2 separate regions of the Homo sapiens genome follow, and region 1 is linked to region 2. Evidence: read pairs that join two places in POLR2A ChIA-PET (ENCODE). Cell type or tissue: CD4-positive, alpha-beta T cell. All regions are shown on one strand.

Region 1 (2,500 bases), 100 kb after region 2:
TTGCACAGATCACAGACATGAAAAAGGAAAGATGATGATGAGTGGAAAATGGGAGGTCAGGACTCTCCTCCCATCCTGATGTGGCAAGAGGCTTTTCTCATGGTTCTGGATGGAACTTTGGCCCTGTTGCAGATGCTCACATGCAACGTTCTGTTCTAATCACTGTTCTGCTGGCAGAGGAGGCTGGAGTGATGAGTGAGCATGGGCTCAGCTTGCGTGGATGCTATGAGCCGTAGGTCCTACTCAAGAGAGTCAGTCTAGTAACAAATTATTTTCCTCTCCTTCTTTTGCCATCCCATTTAGTTTGCAGGATGGTTGGTGTTTGTGTGGGCTGAGATTCCTCAGAGGGAACCAAAGCCCTGAGAAACATGTGTAGCAGCTGTTGATTTGGGTCTCCACAGTGAGATCCGGGTCTAATACAGTGAGTCCAACCACTTTATCTGAGTTTGGAAATAACTATGAGTACATAGTTAAGCTGTTTTCAAAAAACACAGAGGATTCTGTACTGCTAGTGCCATTGAGGGGGCTTTTGCTGCCATTTATTTTCAACTTATTTTTTTGAGGTGGAGTCTCACTCTGTCGCCCAGGTTGGAGTATAATGGCGTGATCTCAGCTCACAGCAACCTCTGCCTCCCAGGTTCAAGCAATCCTCCTGCCTCAGCCTCCTGAGTAGCTGGGATTACAGGTGCCCGCCACCAGGCCTGGCTAATTTTTGTATTTTTAATAGAGATGGGGTTTCACCATGTTGGCCAGACGGTCTTGAACTCCTGACCTCAGGTCATCTGCCCGCCTCAGCCTTCCAAAGTGCTGGGATTACAGGCATGAGCCGCCACACCCGGCCTTGCTGCCATTTTTAAATACCAAAACCTTTTGTTGCAGTCTTTGTCACAGGTGCTGGCACAAAATTCCTGGTACCTTCTCCCTGCTCTAATTCACCAAGTTCTCCTTCCTCTTTTCCAAAGACTACTAACATGGAAGTCTTCCTTAATTAGTTACAGGACTATATCTGCAACTCCTGTGATTTATTCGCTCAGTGCCCGTGTCACTGTCACCCACTGGTGGGGTGTGCTTGTTGTAAATACCCATTTAAATGTTTACATTTTCAAGTATATAAAACCAGGATTGTAAAATACCGTTGTATTTCCAGTTGTAAATAGCCGTTTAGTTAAGTTAGGCATTTGTTTATCACGCGTCCTAATCTCTGTTTGTGTCGTTACTGTCTCAGAGATCATCATCATCTGTGTTTACATTTTTATGCATCATTCTTTATGCAAGTAGTTCTTATTCAGTGTTTTTGATGATGTTAAGCAAAATTCTGTTGCTACCTTACCTCATTACCTTCCCGGGATATATTTTGCAGATATAAACCAATAATATTTTCTGGTTCTTTCTTGACTAGTAGCTTTTGGTTAACTCTAAGGTTTTTCTGTTTGTTTTTCTCACAGTTGTTTTCTCCCACGTGTACAAATGATAAAACAAATTATCTCAGGAAGAAGAAAAAAGACATTTGATAGTATATCCAGTAGTTCAACAATAGTCAACGGAGTCTGGTGTCCTCACTTCTGTCATTGGCTGCTTGACCTCACTTAACCTTCCTGTTAGTTTCTGTTTCCTCACTAGAAAATTTATTACTTTCTAGGGATACCAGGAGACCTGGTGTTAATAAAGGGCACAGTGCAGGGTGTGTGGAAGATTTTAGTGTCAGTTCTAGCACAAGCTAGCTAAATGTGTCTCGGGGTACATTAACTTCTCTAGGCCCCAATTTCCTAGGTATTCATTCTTCTTCTAGACAATAGACAGTTGAATTAAAAAATCCTTTCTATCGACCAGGTGCAATGGCTCACACCTGTAATCCCAGCAGTTTGGGAGGCCGAGGCAGGAGGATCACTTGAGCCCGTGAGTTTGAGACCAGCCTAGCAACACAGCAAGACCCTGTCTCTTAAAAAAAAAAATCCTTTCTATTCCTAGAACTCTAGGGTAGTGTGAAGTAAGGGTTTTCACAGTTACACTAGGTAAGTTACTACCTGTCGGGTACTTCTCTAATTATGCTGTGCTTATTAACTTATCAAGTCCTCAAATGGCCCTATGAGGAACATATCCTTTATGTTCTATAGATGAGGAAACTGAAGCATTGGATGTTAAACAACTTGCCCAGGGCCACCGAGCTTATAAGGGAAGAAGCCGTCTGCACACCCCAGGCTCCAGATTCCACAGCCTCAACCACCAAACTCTCTTGTCTGTCGTCATATAGAAGGCTGTTCTGTTTTCTCAGTGTAGCCCCCTTAAAGATAAGCCACAGTAAACCACAGTGCTTTTGATATTAGGCAAATTAAACTTGAGTTCAATCGTATGTTACACTGAATCAAAGTTATATTCGCTGTGCATTTTACGCCAGTAATTCTGGAAACTAAAAAGTGCCATGCCAGAAATTTTCTCTGATTTAATTTGCTTACAATCATTTTAAAAATGAGGAGCTGTGATCCACGCTTTTGCCCCAGGT
Region 2 (2,500 bases):
TTTTCACTTCAATTAATTATAGAAAATAGTTACTTAGTAGAAAACAGGAGCTAGGAGCTATAAATTTTAGAGAAAAAGATGTTCTTAAAAATGTGTTCTCACTTATGGCTTCTGGTGAAATATACTAGATGATGACCCATTTTAGGACCTATTTGGTTGTGTTATTTAGGTGTTTTCAAAAGCCTCTATTTTTTTAAAGAGTTTGTTTGAGGTTTGCAGTAGATGAAAACTTAAAAAAACAAAACTAGGACAGTTTGAGTGACCCTGGCTTGGTATCTTTTGTTAATATAAACTTTTCCCTTGTAAAAAGAAATAGGATTCATCTTTTTCATACGCTTTTTCTTAAAACATTCACCCTCTTTTTGAGCTGCAGTGGGCATTATGGTGTTCTGCTGTGTTAGTCTAAGACAAAATGATGAGATTGGTGAGGCCTGCCTGATCCTCTTACCCTTTGAGCCCCAGTCTCCCATGGTCTGGGTCCCCGTGACCCAGCAGATTTTTTGGTCCTCTCTGGAATTCCAGTTCACTCAGTCAGCATCTTACAGACAACCCGATGTTGGTGGAAACTGAGCTGAATGGAGACTGTCCACAGAGCAGCCCCCTAGCTAAAGGTAAAGTGAGAATCCAGCTCTCTAGACTTCAGGCCAAGATTCTTTCCCGACTCCACCTCAGTGTGTGGTGGAGGCAGCAGGGTAGCCATCCAGTCAGTCATTCATAGGTGTTTATTAAGTATCTACCTTGTGCCTGAGCCTGTTCTAGGTGTTACAGGTAGGGCAGAGAACGCAAGACCCAGCATCTCGGCTCTCCAGCACTGCCGCCCTAGCACAGGGAGGTGGATAACAAGCAGGCAAACGCACGATGAAGAAAATGACAAATGCTGGGTAGGTACCAAGTAGAGAATCAAAGCAGGGTGACTTGATTCAGTGTGACAAGGTGGCTGCTTTATCTGGAGTGGTCACTGTCTGCGAAGGACAGGTAAAGCACTGTGCAGCAGACTTGCTGCACAGAGCGGGTGACAATTCAGCTGAGGCCTGACTGACAAGAAGCACACAGCCCTGTGAAGATTAGAGAAAGAGCATTCCAAGCAGAGGCAACAAAGGCCCTACCGTGAGAACAAGCTTGGCAGGTGGAAAAACAGTGGAGGGTGGCAGAAAGAGAGTCGGCTTGGTGTCAGAAAGCTCGGGGCATTGTCCCAGATCTGTTGCTTCCTAGGAGTGTGAACGATGAGCAAGTCCCTCCATCTCTGATGATTAGTTTTTTCTTTTGGAAAATGGTGCTAATGTTTGCTACCTTATAGGCTTGGTGTGAAGATTAGATGAACTACATTAAACATGCCCAGCACAAGATAGGCACTGGAGAAATGCTAGCTTTGGGTGCTTTTTAAATTAATTAATTAATTTATTTAATTTTTTTAGATATGGGCTCGCCATGTTACCCAGGCTGGTCTTGAACTCCTGGGCTCAGGTTATCTTGCTTCAGCCTCCCAAAATGCTGGGATTATAGGCAAGAGCCGCCACTCCTAGCCTGGTTGCTTTTTTTATTTTAATCTTTAACAAAATTATTTATTTATTTATTTTTTGTAATCTTGGCAGGCAAAGCTTTGGTTGCTTTTAATTTCCTGAGGAAATGAATATTTTTGACAAGGGCCTTCTGAAAAGAATCGTACTGGCTGAGGATAGACACCCACAGGGTTGCCTCTTAGAAAAGAGGGTGGTGGTATGAAAGTTTCTTAGGGGTGGGGTAGGGTATAGTCTTGTTGGCGCCCTCAAATGACATCATAGAAGCATCTAGTTATCTCTACCCCCTTCAGTAACATGTTTTCTAAAGAGAGGATGGGGAAAGGAAACAAAGACTCTGAAGTTTATTCCGTATTTTTCAGTTTCTGAAAAGTGTATTTGTTTTCTATGGACTCATAAATATTAATGGAAAGTTTCAATAATTTAGATGGACAGGATAATTGCATTGTAGTGGTATAACTGATAGGGCCCCAACTTGTTTTTATTTGTTACAAAACTATACATTTATGGCTGAGAATTAATAAACATACTAACAGTAATCATAAAGGAAATAAAACCTCAGCCATTGTAAAAAATAAAAATAAAAAAAACCACAACCCCCCCATCTGCCAAAACTAGATATAATTGATTCTTGCTTAATTCTGAAAGCTCATTTACTTTTTGGATTATAATTTTGTGAACTAACTCTGGATAATTTTGCCTATTTTGAATAGTTTTAGATAATGCCTATTTTGGCATCTCCCTGAATATTTCTGACCATCCCTTCAACATTTATTTGGTCTGTTTAAAGAAGACACATTAACATTTGCCTAAGTCACATGAATTAGGATGCAGAATCTATAATTATGGACTAATGATACACAAATACAGGCTTTGAGGAGTATTTATTGGACAACTACCATAATTATCAGTGCATCATAGTGTGATGGTTGGGTGTCAGCCAGATTGGGGTTCAGCTATTCATTCTGCCTCTCATTAGCAGG

What was found. Peaks named below come from ENCODE experiments on the same cell type or tissue, not always from the same donor. Only the 100,000 strongest peaks of a DNase experiment are listed, where the experiment ranks them.
Region 1: POLR2A ChIA-PET joins it to region 2 with 5 read pairs; 12 of 35 experiments call an interaction of 5 or more read pairs at or near these places.

The regions. Positions count from the first base shown.
Region 1 is chr14:61,435,991-61,438,490 of GRCh38, forward strand. The region is part of intron 2 of PRKCH (protein kinase C eta); the gene reads left to right. Among named protein-coding and RNA genes, the nearest start is that of PRKCH-AS2, 110 kb to the right of the region's middle. In CD4-positive, alpha-beta T cell, no CTCF peak of the experiment used is centred here; no DNase peak of the experiment used is centred here; H3K27ac peaks cover 1,622 bases.
Region 2 is chr14:61,333,474-61,335,973 of GRCh38, forward strand. All of the region lies in intron 1 of PRKCH (protein kinase C eta), which reads left to right. Among named protein-coding and RNA genes, the nearest start is that of PRKCH-AS1, 12 kb to the left of the region's middle. In CD4-positive, alpha-beta T cell, no CTCF peak of the experiment used is centred here; DNase peaks (open chromatin) are centred at 958 and 1,748; H3K4me3 peaks cover 2,323 bases; H3K27ac peaks cover 2,500 bases.